Linked DNA regions of Mus musculus: all the other regions are linked to region 1. A link is a loop called in an ENCODE intact Hi-C map of the cell type or tissue named here. Cell type or tissue: gastrocnemius. All regions are shown on one strand.

What was found. A loop is a pair of places that touch in the nucleus more often than their neighbours do. Peaks named below come from ENCODE experiments on the same cell type or tissue, not always from the same donor. Only the 100,000 strongest peaks of a DNase experiment are listed, where the experiment ranks them.
Region 2: it touches region 1 in a loop (2.3-fold over the local background); 17 of 42 quality-filtered maps call a loop at or near these places.
Region 3: a loop joins it to region 1, with 1.8 times the contacts of the local background. A loop is called at or near these places in 3 of 42 quality-filtered maps.

Annotation. Positions count from the first base shown.
Region 1 is chr12:51,827,225-51,832,224 of GRCm38, reverse strand. It overlaps Hectd1 (HECT domain E3 ubiquitin protein ligase 1), which reads left to right and starts at 2,689. Exons shown (of 43, transcript NM_144788.2): 1 at 2,689-3,022; 2 at 4,712-4,873. The coding sequence starts at 4,734. Gm5785 reads right to left here and starts at 4,040. Exons shown (of 4, transcript XM_011244243.2): 1 at 3,957-4,040; 2 at 2,996-3,370; 3 at 1,670-2,935; 4 at 1-1,237. The coding sequence starts at 4,040. The coding sequence ends at 2,084. In gastrocnemius, a CTCF peak has its summit at 2,617; DNase peaks (open chromatin) are centred at 88, 2,686, 2,820 and 3,267; H3K4me3 peaks cover 4,456 bases; H3K27ac peaks cover 4,920 bases.
Region 2 is chr12:51,992,283-51,997,282 of GRCm38, reverse strand. It overlaps a transcript of Dtd2 not described here. Among named protein-coding and RNA genes, the nearest start is that of Dtd2, 12 kb to the left of the region's middle. In gastrocnemius, no CTCF peak of the experiment used is centred here; no DNase peak of the experiment used is centred here.
Region 3 is chr12:51,962,359-51,967,358 of GRCm38, reverse strand. The region is part of intron 1 of Heatr5a (HEAT repeat containing 5A); the gene reads left to right. Among named protein-coding and RNA genes, the nearest start is that of Heatr5a, 6.5 kb to the left of the region's middle. In gastrocnemius, no CTCF peak of the experiment used is centred here; no DNase peak of the experiment used is centred here.

The DNA.
Region 1 (5,000 bases):
GGGAGTTGGTTCTCTCTCTCTCCTTTCTGCCCTGCATCACGCCCCGCCCCTGGAGAGCTGGCCTGTAAGATTCCAGGTGATTCTTCTGTTTCCTAGCTCTCCGCGGGAGGCGCCGGGACCGCAGGCACCTGTCACTGCCTGTGGGCTTTCATGTGGGTCCTAGGTTCTTGGCTTTGCCCATGCCTGCTTTTACAAAACCAGAGCCTTTTTTTATCTTACACAGGGGCACTATTACTTTCCACGGGTACCAAGAGCGCTCCGGCTGAATCACACCCTTCCAGCGTTTGGTGTTATTGGGCTTTGGTTTTTCGCCCTTCTAATGATGTTTAGAAGTCTCGAGTGTTCCCTTCCTTCCCTCTGCCCTCTTTTCCCTTCTTCAGACACGGTCATTCTATGTATTCTAGGCTGGAACCCAGTTCATTATGTAGCTGAGGAAGTTCATTATGTAGCTGAGGAAGCTCTTGAACTGCTTCTTCTGCCTGTGATGGAAATTAAAAGTCTGTCCGTCTGTCCCACCAATCCCAGTTTTAGGGCCTGGTTCTATCCAGTCCTGGACAGAGAACCCAGGCTTTGTGTGTAGTAGGTAAGTACCCTACCAACTGAGCTGTTATCTATAGCTCTAGAGTATTATTTTAAAATTTCTTTTCCTCAAAGATTTATTTAAATTACTTTTACATTATGTGCACATGTGCATGCCTGTGTGTGGGTGAATGCATGTAAACGCAGGTGCTTGTAGAGGCCAGAGGCATCAGATGTGAGCTGCCTGATATGGGTACTGGGAACCAAACGCACAGACCACCAGTGAGTATCTTCAATTTCTCAAGGCCAGATAATGTTAAGCATCTTTCATATGCTTTCTCGCCAGCCACTGGGATGTCTTCTTGGTTAAATGTCTCCAGTCTTTTACAATTTCTAATTAAGGTTTTTTTCTTTTCTTTTTTCTTTTCTGAGACAGGGTTTCTCTGTGTAGCTCTGGCTGTCCTGGAACTCACTCTGTAGTCCAGGATGGCCTCAACTCAGAAGTCCACCTGCCTCTGCCTCCCAAGTGCTGGGATTAAAGGTGTGCGCCACCACTGCCTGGCAAGGTTTTTTCTTATTCTTGGGTTTGAAGAGTTTTTCATTTGTTCTGGCCACAGTCCTGTGGTAGCTACATTGTTAGAAAGTATTTTTCCTGTTGGGGAACTTTGGAAATTTCTGCATGAGCCGTTCATAGTCTGTGAAGGTAGATTCCAGGCATCTGTATATGAAGAAACACATTGTGTTACATCTAAACAACTTACTATTATTTAGCAGTAAGAATTAAATGGGCTCCCAAGCCAGGTGTTAGCATACTTGTTAGCATACTCAGGAAGGAAGCCCTCTTGTTAGCATACTCAGGAAGCTGAGGCAGGAGGATATTGACTTTAGGCCAGCCAGGGTTACATAAGCATACCCACTTCAAAACAACAAGAAAAACAAAAAGTAAAAAACAAAACCAAATAAAAAAATCCAGTACAACAAAACAAAACAAAACACAACACAACACCAAATAAATGAGCTACCAAGCTATAAAAACTCACAGAGGATCCTTAAAGAGTGTTAGTGAATAATTCCAACTAGAAACGATATTTTGGAAAGGGCAAAACCATAAACAAAGAGATCAGTGGGAACTCTCTGTCCTTAGCCCTACCTGGCCAGGAACACATGATACAGAACAGGGTAGCCATAACTTATTCTCTGTACTTTCTGTTCAATTTGCTGTGGATCTAAAACTCTTCTAATGAAAACTTTTCCGGGTGTCTCTAATGTGCCGCCAGGGTTGAAAACTACTAGCCTCGGTCTTTGCATACAGTTCTTTCCTAAAATTAGGTATCTACTGCTATTTTGTTGTTGTTGTTCAAAGGATGAGTTCAGTATGGAGTCTTTTTCTTCCTCTTTTTCTCTCCCTTGGCTGCTCCTTCTTCATCACCACCGTCGCCGCCCTGTAGCCCAGACAAGTCTCGACCTCATTTTGTAGCCAAGGATGACCTTGAACTCCAGCCTCCAGTTCTCTAGTGTCACGGTTACGTGAGGACTCCACTAGCAGCGGCTAGTATTTGATTTTTCAACGCCCATGAAATAAAAGTTTGACGGGAATAACTACGGAAGTACAAGTGACCACGAGCCGAAGGCAACTGTGTGGGAAGTCCTCGATGCTGGCTGCTTCCCGGGACTCCACGGTGGGCAGGCAGGAGGCACGAGTTCCCGCAGCCGTCCTGGTCCCATCTGCGCCGAGGCGATAACGCCCGGCTGCGCAGCGCTCGCCGAGTTCCCAGGCTCGCTGGGAAGCGTTCTGGTAAACCGCTGGCTTTAAAAGTCCGGAGGAGGGGGTGACCCGGGCACGCCGAGCGCCTGCGAGACGGTGGCCTCCGTTCCGCAGGACTCCGGAGCGGCTCGCGCCGGGCGAGACGGGCGGAGCGTGCGCGGAGCAGCTGCTGGCGGCGCGCGCGGATTGACAGCGCGGCGACTCGGGCGCCGGGAGGCCGGGCTGAGGAGAGCCGTAGCCGACCGCCGAAGGAGCCCGGCGCCCCCCGTCGTCGCCCCGTGCCGCGGGGTCCGGCCTCCGCAGCGCCCCAGGTGGCCGCGGGCAGGGCGGCCGGGAGGCGTTCGCTCCGCCTCCGCCGGCGCGGCCTTCACCAGCCTCCCCGCCCGGCGCTCGGCCGACCCTTCTCCTGCCCCCGCCCGGCTGGCGATGGACGCGGCGTCTCCCCGCTGCCGCCGACGGCCCCGCGCGGACCTGGCTCTGAACCGCAGGGTCTGAGGAGCCGCGTGCTGGGGTCGGGACCCGCGCTGGCTGCCGCCGCTCGGGGGAGCCTCTCGCTTCCTTGTCACCGGGTCCCCGCGGAGGAAGGGGAGGGACGAGACACGGCTTTTCCTGTGCCGCCTGCCTGGCTCGACCTGCGCGGCCTGCGGTTTCCTAGGAACTCGAGGGCCGCGGCCGGGCCAGGCTCTGCCCGCGGCCTGCTTGGAGCTGGACCGGAGCTGTTTGGTACGGCGAGCCAGGGTAAGAGCCTGCGGTCAGGGTAGGCGGGGGCGCTAGGCGCTGTCGGCAGGCTGGGCCTGCGCGAGGATCCGGGCCGCCGAGTCCAGCGGCGGGCGCGGAGCTGGACCCCAGCGCGGTGAGGTCGGTCTTCCGCCGTCGCCTCTGCGTATCGGGCCCTTTGTTCCCCTCTCCGGGCCTTACGGGGCTTGGCTTGTTGGCTTCGGAGCTCCGGCTACGCGCTCCTTGTCCTTGGTAAGGCTCAGCCGCCCGGCGGGGACCGGGGACGTCCCGCTGGGCCTCCGAGTTCCGGGAGACCCGCACCCCAGCCGCTCGGCGGCTTCCTCTTGAGCTCGCAGGTTTGCTGCTTCTCTAGAACTTCGCCCTCCGCCCGGAGGCAGGTAGCTAACTTAGCCAGGTTGGCTGTCAGCGTCGCGGCTCCGGCCTTGATCAGGCCGAGGACGATGGGGCAGCCCCGCCGGGCGCGGCCGATGGGTGCCCACCGCGACCCGCCTCTAGGTTCCCACACCGGCAGGTGGATTGCGTGGGACGCAACGCTGTCCTTTGGTCGGGCATCTAGAAGCTTTTGTAATGACTTGCCTGCCTAGACTACTTCTCAAAAAATTTTTTACATAAAAACTAACTGCCCCATCCTATGGGAGAAAGAATGTCTGCCTGTCTGTCCGTCTGCCTGGGGGGGGGTGGTAACCTGTTAGTTGTATTTACTTTAGCATCAAGCCCCCCCCCCAAAAAAAAAAAAGTTTTAAGAACATTTGCCTAGATTACCAGAAGTTCTTATCAGTATTTACTTCCGCATAGGTAGATTTCATATCTAATTACTGTTTGTATTTGGGCATATTTTAGGAGTAAGTTTGAGAATTCAAAACTCGTGAGAAGGGAAATTCAATCCGAAGAAGAATTGGATTGGAAAGTGGTCTTTAAAACTACTGGATCTGACCCGTATCTGAAGCTCCGATTTTTGGTGGAGTTTGGGGGGAGGTTGCAGGAAGAAGTTGACTGGTAAAAGAACTTTTTTGTACATGTTTTTTGCCTTTTGGCACAGACATTGGTGATAACAGTACTGGGATCCAAAACTTGTTTCATAGTGTTTGACCAAGACAGCTCTGGTTTCTAGTTAACTAGCAACCTAATCAGCATATATTCATTCCAGTGTTAAACTGTTTTGCCTTGAGGGTTTTTGCATTAAGCCCAGGAAGTAGACTGCTGCATATGTAGCATACTTTTTGAAGTAATACTTTGCAGTTTGGAAAGTTTTTTTTTGTTGTTTTGTTTTTGTTTTTTCAAGACAGAGTTTCTCTGTATAGCCCTGGCTGTACTGGAAATCAGCTTTGTAGACCAGGCTGGCCTTGAACTCAGAAATCTGCCTGCCTCTGCCTCCCTAGCGCTGGGATTAAAGGAGTGTGCCACCATGCCCGGCTGGAAAGTTTTTTTTTTTAAAGCATATATATTTGCTTATTTTGTGTGTGTGCAAGTATGTGTGCGTGTGCATATCACAGTGCAATATGGAAATTGGAGAATAGCTCTGTATGTATATACATATACACATGCATGTGTGTGTGTGTGTGTGTCTCTTGAGGACCTGAGGACCTTACAGAAACTTGGTTCAAGCAGATGTACAAGAAAAAAGTCTTTACACAGGCTGATCAGTTCTGAACAAATGTTTGAAAAACCCGTTTCCCTTTTTCAATTTAGGCAAAGGAGCATTTTAAAGACAATGGCAGATGTAGATCCTGATACGTTGCTGGAATGGCTGCAGATGGGACAGGGAGATGAAAGGGACATGCAGCTAATAGCCCTGGAGCAGCTATGCATGCTGCTTTTGATGTCTGACAATGTGGATCGCTGTTTTGAAACGTAAGTGCATTCCTGCATCACCTTCCTCTGCGCCCACTGTGCTGACATCTGTTTCCAGCTATTTGCTGACTTCAGTTTGTGTGAAAACTTTGCTAGGGAACTTTAAAATACCCCTTTAGACATTTCT
Region 2 (5,000 bases), 170 kb before region 1:
GCACACCCACCTTCTTGTAAAGCCCGTAGCAGCCTAGTTTCTTCACCTGCACGTACTATGCTCATGCACCCCTCTCCAAACAACTCATAGAGCCACCCCAGAATGCCCTCGAACCGCCTCTTGAATCAGGCTGCCATACTCCCGTATCTGGACAATAACATTAGTTTCTTCCACCCCTAGTAAATTAAATTTAGATGGTTTCTAGCCCATGTTATCTTCAAAGGATCAGAGTAGGAAGAATAGGGTCTAACCTGAGCTAATTGTGGGTGTATATCCAGTGAGACAAAACTGCTCTGTAGTAAGCTTTTAAAGAGATTCCACTATTTACCAACTTCTGCCTATGCATAATTGGGCATACAGATGATTAAAGTCCAATGTATTATTGGAAGGGATAGGAATAGTAGGAAAAATAAATGTATGACTTGTCTGTCAGAGTAAAAACCACCCAGATTGATCCCCCTAATAGCTAATTCCCCACTCTTGAACCCCATAAAAAGAATCCTCAAGCAAGTCCAACATATTATTTACTTATTTATGAGATTTTTTAAAAATGTATATGGGTGTATTGCCTGTAGTATGTCTGTATACCATATGTATGCCTCAAGAAGTAGAATTATAGACAATTATTAGCTGGCTGTGAGCTACCATGTGGGTGACTTGGGAACTCAAGTCCTCTAGAAGAGAGCCAGTGAGCCCCCTCTGCAGCCCTAAGACCTATAGTTGTTTAGTTTACTGAATAAGAGGAGTTTCTGAAGGGGAAGGGTTACTGGAAAGTTTACTTTTCATTCTGAACAGGGACCTTGATAGTGACTTTAAATACATGCTCATTCTGATGGCTCCTACCTTCTTGGCAAGCTGTCTCCAAAACTGTATTTCTAGAACATGTCTTTATCTAAAGTACTACAGGGCTAGAAGTTGTTGTAACCTTTTATCTTCAGGACAAAGTCTACACACTAGAGGTTGGAATCAAGGCTTTGAATACAGTCAGCCAACTGTAGTGAGTTCTGACCAAGAGTAAATGTCTAACATGAAATCATTCTCTTGTGATAACAGTATGGTTGTTATTCTCCAAGACAAGTAGCATAGAATCCTGTATTATTTGATAGTGATATTTGGTAACTTGTTCTTATCTGTGGAGCCAACAGATCATTAGTTATTTTTCATAAGTCAGAACCTTAGGGAATAATTTTCAAAGAAAGAGCAAAGTCCAAGAGACCAAAAACTCTACAAGAAGCAGAAAAATAGAAAGACAAGAAACGTTGTTGAGCAAAGGAGCTTTTCAGTACATAAACAAGAGGCCAGCAAGATGGCTCAGGGGGTAAAGGTACCTGCTATTAAGCTTAATGATCTAAGTTCAATTCCTGGGACCCATATTGCAGGAAAGAACAAACTGCCAGAAGTTGTCCTCTGACCTACACACACACACACACACACACATACACAGTGTGACACAGTGTCACAAATCAGTCAATAAATAAAATATGAAAAACAATTACAAATGCTAAAGAAAAACAGGTCAGAGGAGAGGCCTGCAAACCTAAGCTATGAGTTTTCAGACAGGTTCTATCCTAATTACTTTTCTGTTGCTGTGAGGAGACACCATGACCAAAAGAATTTATAAAATAAAGGTTTATTGGGGGCTTTTTTTAACAGATCTTCCCTCGAGTCTATTGTAAAAATAGCATAGGACACTGGTCATCTGCAAATAGTGTGTGGGTAGGTGTGTCCCAGCAGTCCATCTGTCTTCACACTGGCAGATAGAAGCCTTTCCCATGGGGCCTTCACAGGGGCCTGGGCTCCTTTGGGAGCCTGAGCTGGAGCTGAAGCCTGGGCCTTAGCTGGAGCTGTGTGGCCCCTGCCTTGGTTTGAACCTCGGGCTTTGGTTGGCAAAGCCTCTGACCCTTGGCCATGTAGCTTCGAATCTGCTTCCCAAGCTTGGGGTGAGCGATGAAAGCCAGGCGGCTGAGTTTACAGCTGGGGCCCTTTGGCATCTTGGGCCTGATAGACTGAGGCTTCACCAGGGCCTTGATGGCCTCTGCGCATGCGTGCACTCGCTGCCTTTGCATTGTTGGCCTGCATCTTCTTCAGGCCTTTCCTGTAGTGCTTCTTGGCAAAGCGCATGTTCCTCAGGAACTTGGGGTCAACCCCCTTAAGGGATTCGTATCTTTGTGACTAGCGTGTTTTGATGCCATTTCTGTGCCATTTGTGGGACTGGTTGTGTGTAATGTGGTTCTTGGACTTGGCCACGTCTTCACGGTAACCCGCGGCTCCCGCAGCGCCTGGGACCAGAAGAGAAAGAGTACTGGGGGCTTTTGTTAGAGCTTCAGAGGATTATTCCATGACCATCCTGTGGGAGCACAGCAGGAGGCAGGCAAGCATAGTGCTGGAGCAGTAGCTGAGAGCTCACATACTGAGACTGTAACCATGAGAAAGAGAGAGCCAACTAGAAGGGCATGAGGTTTTTAAACCTCAAAGCCACCCTCAGTGACACACCTCCTTCAACAAGGTCACACCTCCTAATCCTTCCCAAACAGTTGCACCAACTGGGGTTCAAGCATTCAGGTATACGAGTCTGTGGGGCCATTCCTATTCAAGCTACCACTCGGTCTTTCAACAGTCGGGATTCCCACATTTTATAGAAGGCACTATGTCAGCCTGTGCCAGACTCACCAAGGGAAGCTCTTAAAGGGCAGTTCTAAATCACAATCTCAGGAATGGCTTTACTCTTAGTGTTTATTGGGGTTTTATTTTTTCTGTCTTGTTTTATTTTAAGTTATGAAAGCATGAAGCAAATTGTTTCACAGGGTATCCAAGAGAGAAGGAAATTAGGTCCCCAAGCCAGGTGAGCAGCAAGTGAGGAGAAGATACCTTGAGGACATCAGAGACCAAGTATACAGGGGCCTGGAGACGTCTAGATATGACCAAGCTGCACAACTGGAAGATGGAGAGGATACTGGCTCTTCTAGGGAGTCCTGCCAGACTGAGTCCTCACCCCGACATTGGCATGACAAGCCTTAGCAACACTAGAGTGAAGGAGAGATGCCAGGCCCCTAAAGGCTCCTTTTGAGCTCTACAGAGCCTCCTGTGGCTGTCTGGTGTGAGTGTCTGAGGGGACCAGGATGCAACAAACTTCTGCCTATCCCACCAGAATACCTGGGAACTGGACTCTCCAGGTGGTGCTCAAGCTAGCAATAAAAGCTGTGAGTACACTAGCCAGAGTGTGTGTGTCTCAGGCTTGAGAGGGGTGGGACAGGGCTGGGCAGGCAGTTGGGAGGAGAGCACTAGGCATCTAAGGTCCAAGTGAAAGACTTAATCCCCAAGGGAAGGGCCCCAACTAGGCCCTTGAAAGCACCACAGTCACTGATTGTCAAGGTCTTCAGATGAGTGTTGAAGCAGGACATTGGTCATGTCAGAAAGGAGTTTTGCTGACAGAAACTAGGAGCCTAGGCTTCAGAGGGCCTGTGTGGACAGGGGTTTGGTGAGAGAAGAGGGAGTCATAACAACGTGGAGTCAAGAAGGGGTCAGAAAAAAGGAGGTGACAGAAGGAAGTCAGTCTGTACCCTAAAGCCCTGGATAATACAAGAATGGACTTCAAGAGCAGGGCAAAGGTGCTCCATGCCTTTAGTTCAGCATGTGTGAGGGAGAGACATGCAGATCTGTCTAGTTCAAACTCAGCCTGGTCTACAAAGTTCCAGGCAAGCCATGGTTACATAGTAAGACCCTAGCTCAAATACAGGTGGGACACTTTAAGTCCAGGTCAGGTACATCATGAGCAGAGAAAATCCACAGAGGTGATATCACTAAAGTAACACGGCTGCTTCCCAGGAACTGAGAGGAGCAGTCTGGCTAGATGACCGCAGATGTCTAGGCCTGGATTCTCCAAATGTGTACTACAATATTTTCTGTCTCTCCTCGAAGGTTGTGCTTGCTAACCATAGAACAGGACAGCATCGTTCTGGGTGGCATTATGTGACCCATCAGTTAAGTAGGACAGATTGGGAAGGTCCAGGCCAGCTTGAACTTCTCTTTCAGCCACTGGCTTCTGTCACTGTCGGGAGTAGACCCCTCCTCTGTGGTACATCTCTTCTCATAGTTACAGACTGTATTCCAGGAGTGGGCTGAGGCAGCCCCCAAACGTCCCAGAAATCTGATGTCACAGGCATGGTACTAGTGCTGTGGACTGAATCTACCCTTTACAAGATTTTTCAATATGGCTTAACTATTTATATGGTGTTAGTGAGCATTCTACTCTGAAGAAGCTTAATAAAATTTGACCTATTTAGCCTTTACCCTGAAAACAAAAAGAATTCATATATTGCATCCTATGTAACAGCATTTGATAACATACCTGTAGTTTTAAAATTGTGAAGTTGTGTTTTTTGGGTTTTGTGGATTTGGGGTTTTGTTTTTGTTTTTGTTTTTGTTTGGTTCGGTTTGTTGTTATTGTTGTTTTGGAGAAGTTTCTTTTCAAGGATGTGTCTGACAATACTACAAATGTAGCTTTTGGGCCCAGACTTGAGGTCTGAGCTTTGTATGACTGTGAATAGACTATGGTCACTTCCTCCTTCTGGTACTCTTGATTTACTTTGAAGTCATAATATAAGCTTCTTTGTGAAAAAATATGATCACCTTCAAAACTTAATTTCCTCAGTGCCTAATTATAATCAGATAACTGTCCTCGGGGCTTCTCTCCCTTTCTTTCATATGCACTTGCCTTTGGTAACCCAAGGTGTTGAAAATGTTCTTCTAGCTTTTGCTTCATACCTCATCATGAACAGTTTCTTTTCAATTGTAGTCACGGTCTGAATCTTCCAGTCAGCAATGGAGCTGAGGGCTGTGTGAAGTGGTTTCAGACATGATCCTTAACTGTACGACTTTCTTCTGTTAGGTAGACACAAACATGCACAGGATAGTATATGGTCTGTGATGTCTCAGCGAGGCCATCTATAGAATATAAAATAACAGAATACTTCTCACTATGGTGGTAAAAGGGCATATAG
Region 3 (5,000 bases), 140 kb before region 1:
GTTGTTCCACCTATAGGGTTGCAGATCCCTTTAGCCCCTGGGTACTTTCTCTAGCTCCTCCATTGGGGGCCCTGTGATCCATCCAATAGCTGACTGTGAGCATCCACTTCTGTGTTTGCTAGGCCCCAGCATAGTCTCACAAGAGACAGCTATATCAGGGTCCTTTCAGCAAAATCTTGCTAGTATATGCAATGGTGTCAGCGTTTGGAGGCTGATTATGGGATGGATCCCTGGATATGGCAGTCTCTAGATGGTCCATCCTTTTGAAGTAATACTTCTTTTAGCTTCTTTGTGCTTTTGGGTTCTGAGACACCCAGATGCAATCTTCCATTTCAAAAAAAGAGATGGGAGAGTTTGGCATGTGGAATGCAGGATTATGGTTTTTTTAAAGAAGTACTAGCCAAAGCTGAAATAATACTCTGAGTACTTTCCGATCCTTCCTTCCGGGTTGAGACTCTTTGAAAGTAATGACTTTGAGGAACTCAGCAGGTTAATGAAAAGCTTCGGAGTGCTGGACGTGTACCAGAGTAAAGAGGAGAGGCAGGCTATGAGTTCTATAAGATGCCTCGGCAACTGTGTTAGTCGCTGCCATTCATAGCAGCCATTAGAAACCATATGAAGGAGTTAAAGGAGCATAGACATTGAAACTGGACATAGATGTTACTTCCGTCTATGTAAACTGTGTTTTCGCTTTGAGCAGATTTTCTTCCCCTCTCTTGCCTCTCAAAGTCCTTGCTTCTTTACTTCCTTCTTTGCTGTTGATCAAACCCAGGGTCTCATGCCTGCTGTGTAAGGGCTTTCCCACTGAGATAGACCCCAGCCTAAAGGCAGACTTGTTAATCCATTGTCTTTGTCAATAATAATAATAATAATAATAATAATAATAATAATAATAATAATATAGAGCTGGGTCTGGTACCACAGGTCTGTAAAATAACTGCTTTGGTGAGCAAAATAGAGTGTGAGTTGGATAGTTGTTGTCAACTTGACAGAAACTAGACTCAGTGGGGACCCTCAACTGAAGAATTGTCCTGATGACTAATTGATGTAGATGGTCTGTGCACTGTGGGCAGTGTTATCCCTAGGCACATGGGCCTTCTTGTATAGCTGAGCAGGCCAATAAGCAGTGTTCCTCCATGGTCTGCTTCAGTTTTCAACTTCAGGATTCCAACTTGACCTTGCCCTGGCTTCCTGAAATGATGGCCGTCGACGGAAGGATGAGGCAAATAAACCTTTTCATCTCCAGATTGGTTTTGGTCAGTAGTTTTTGGTTTTGTTTGGTTTGATTTTGTTTTATTTTGGTTTTTCAAGAAAGGGTTTTATTGTGTACTCCTGTACACTTCCTGGTGTCCTGGAACTGTAGACCAGGCTAGCCTCAAACTCACAGAGGTCCTCCTGCCTCTGGAGTGCTGGGTACCACTGCCTAGCATTTCACAGCAACTGAAAGTAAACTAGGACAGACACTGGTACCAGAGTGTGGGCCGTTGCTGGAAGGACCTGACCGTGTGGTCTTTTATGCCTTTGACTGTTTTGTGAGTATTTGGGACCTTAGGTTGGAAAAGCCATTGAGTGTTTCTTTTAGAGCTGTTGTAGGAGCTCAGAAGATCAGCATGCTGGGAGGAGTGCAGGTAACGGAGGCCTGGCTTCTGAAACTTCACAGGGAAGTTGGAGAGTGTCTAAAGGTTATGAAGGCCATTTGTGTGATAGATTTGAATTAAGAATGTATGAAAAGTACACCTTTGATTTACTGGGACAATAGATACTGGTTAGCTAGAGCTGAGAAATCAGCTGTGATCAACAAGAGACCAGTATCACTGAGGTGAAAACTGGGAAATATTTCCTTAGGGTGGGCACATAGAAGCTGTGGTTCAGAGGGGTTTAAGGCTGCATCTCAAACTGGCAGCTGACCTTAGTGTCATAAGTGTCTCCTATGTGGTACTGATTTTAGAGGCATGAAAGTGAAAAAGTGGGGGGGGGGGGGGTGGGCTATGAGGAGAAGCTGAGGCTTGACACTATGTAGCAGGTCAGAGTCCCTGAAGAGAGGCTGGGAGGCCATTGGTGAAGGTGCAGTCTCTGTTATAGACCCCAGCATATTAGGGATGGCAGGACCATGGAGTAACCACTAAGCTGGTGTGGGCCTGTGAGACAATTATGTGTGTGTGTGTGTGTGTGTGTGTGTGTGTGTGTGTGTGTGTGTTGTGTGTGTGTGTGTGTGTGTGTGTGTGTGTGTGTGTGTGGTGTGTGTGTGTGTGTGTGTGTGTGTGTGTGTGTGTGTGTGTAGTGTGTGTGTGTGTGTGTGTGTGAGCTGCCGAGCCCAGAAGATTGTGAGTTCCAGATGCTGGACACTGAGCCAGAGAATTTGATTTACGCTGTTGGATGTTTTTGCATTGATTTTAGTGTAGCTTTGCTTGGTCTTTCCTCTTGGAATAGGAAGTGTGGATCTTATTTTTAATTATATGGAGCTCTCAGTTGAGAAACAAGGTGATAAAAGGTCAATTATAGTTGTACAGGAAGAACAGGAAGCTTTATTTAAGAAATAGCAAGGTTTATTTAAGAAAATAAATGTCGCACACTTAAAAGTATTGTACAGCCACCACAGTAAGTGATTGTAAATATTGGCAGCCATTAAGCTTGCTGCTGGCGTTAGAGTTGGAGCAGCAGTTTTATGAAGTCATTTTTTTTTCAAGCAATGACTAAATGTACTTTGAGAAGTAGTTTTAGCCAGGTGTGATGTTGCATGGCTCGTCCCAGGTACTGCAAAGGCTAAAGTAGGAGGATCACAGGTTTAAGGTTAGCTTAGATAGCATAGCAAGACCTCATCTAAAAAAGGAAGTGCATGTCTAACATGTTGCTGCACACGTTCACTTTCAGTAGATAAATCTCAACAGAATATGAGGAAAATGAGGGCAGTGAAGCTCCTCTGTATGGAGTGTGCGGTTATATTAAAATTTAAAGGAGGCAACTCTGCCTCTGTAGACATCATCCTGAAAGCCAGACTTGAAGTCAGAGCCTCTGTGTGCAGTGTGTTTGCTTGTTCTGTTGCGAGCGAAGCTGTGTGGATCTCAGTGCAGCTGGAGGTGGGAAAATGAGGATGCCATGGGAGCTGCTGCTGCCCTTCAGAGCAGCTCGCATGAGGGTGCATGGGAGGTGTTAGTGGGAACAGTGTGCCCTGCTCACATGAGGGTGCATGGGGGCCGTTAGTGGGAACGTGTGTCCTGCTATGGGCTCCAGCCTTTTTGCTGAATTATTTATTATCACATTGTATTAGCTATTTTGCTTCTTGATAGATCATTTTACACCACAATATTGCTGCTGTCTAAGGGAAAAAAGTGTCTTTTCAGCAGTACTGTTAGCCTCCTGAAAGGGTAATTCGATTCTTAGATTGTCATTTACCCTGGTATTATGAGAGCATCTCTCTGTACACTAAGGTTAGTTTCCCTCCAGAGTCTTAGATATTGAGGACAAAAGTACAGTCTGCTTAAGTTTCTCAAGGGAAAGTATTTCTCTAGCATTTCTAAATTCTGTCCTTAATTGTGAATATTTTAGCCAGTTCATTTTAATAATTATTTTTCCTGTGTGCATGCATATAAGCATGTTTGGAACGTGGGGAACATGTATGAGGGGCTGTGCAGGCAAATACCTGAGCATGCCTGTGGAGGCTGGAAGTTGACCTCAGGAGTCCTCCTCCATCGCTTTCTATCTTATTCACTGAGGCGTGGTCTGTGAGTTGAACCCAGAGCTCCTTATATGGTTAGTCTGCCTTGGTCCAAGGATCCCGGTTTTTCCTTCCCAAATGCTGGGATGATAGGCAGGTCACCGAGCCCATTTAGCATTTACAAGGATGGGTTCTAGGATTCTAATTCCGACCATCACACTGGTATGACAGGTTCACAGTGCGCCATTTCATCAGCCCCACTTTGGTATTTTAAGAAAGGAAGGAGCTTTTAAAACAAGAAGCTAGAATTCATGTTATTTCTGTAAAACTTAATTCTTAGCAGCATTTTCCATACTGATCTTTTGGGTTTGTTTGTTTGTTTGTTTGTTTGTTTATTTGTTTGTAAATAAGATTTGATATAGCCCAGGATGGCCTTGGCTCACCTGTGTGTCTACAGATAATCTTTAACTATTTATTGCCTCTGCTTCCCAAGTAGTGGTGCCACCCACCACACAACCATGCCTAGATGTTTGTATTGTTCTTTGCCCCTTAAAAGTGACACTTCCAAAAATAAGCTAAGTTGGGCTTGTTTTGGTTTTGGGTGACTCTGGCCTCATCATGTGTATTGGGCATTGTAGCAGTAGTGGCAGGGAAAAAGCCACCAGATGGCTAGAGGACAGAACCCACACAGGTGGGTTTTCCCAGGGGCATGTCCTGGAATCTAGACATGGGTTCAAAGCAGCTAACACAAGTAAGATCCAGTGTGGGAATTCACTCAAATCTTTAAGGGATTTTCAGATATCTAGTAATTATGATGATCTGTAGTGTAAGTACTTTATACTAGGAATCACTCAGAAAGAAAAAATAAAAATTAAAACCTTCCTACATCTGACACCTGGTTTTCTAATATATCTTGCTGGCTTTCCCATTAAAATAATTAGTTTTGCTTAGTGAACCATAAGGCATGCATTTTATATATTTTAATTACCTATAGCAGTCAACCTTACTCTTCTGAACTATTTAATCTGATTCTTTTTGATGCATTAGAGAAGTCATCTCCTGTGTGTGTTACCGCACGTGTGCTTCATGTTGTTGATGCTGCTGCTTCTCTGACAGCTGCTGTGATGTTGGTTCCTAAAAGGGTCCTAGGTAGGCTCCTGGGGTCAAGTGATCCTACCCTTTCCGCTGCCTCATGGCTGGACTAGATGCTGTGTCTTCACACTGGAGCAGAAGTTTTTTTAATAAAATTAATTTTATTTGGGGTTTGTGTGTGTGTATATACCATCATATTTGTATACAAGTCAGAGGAGAACTTGCAAGAGTCAGTTTTCTCCTTCTACTCTGT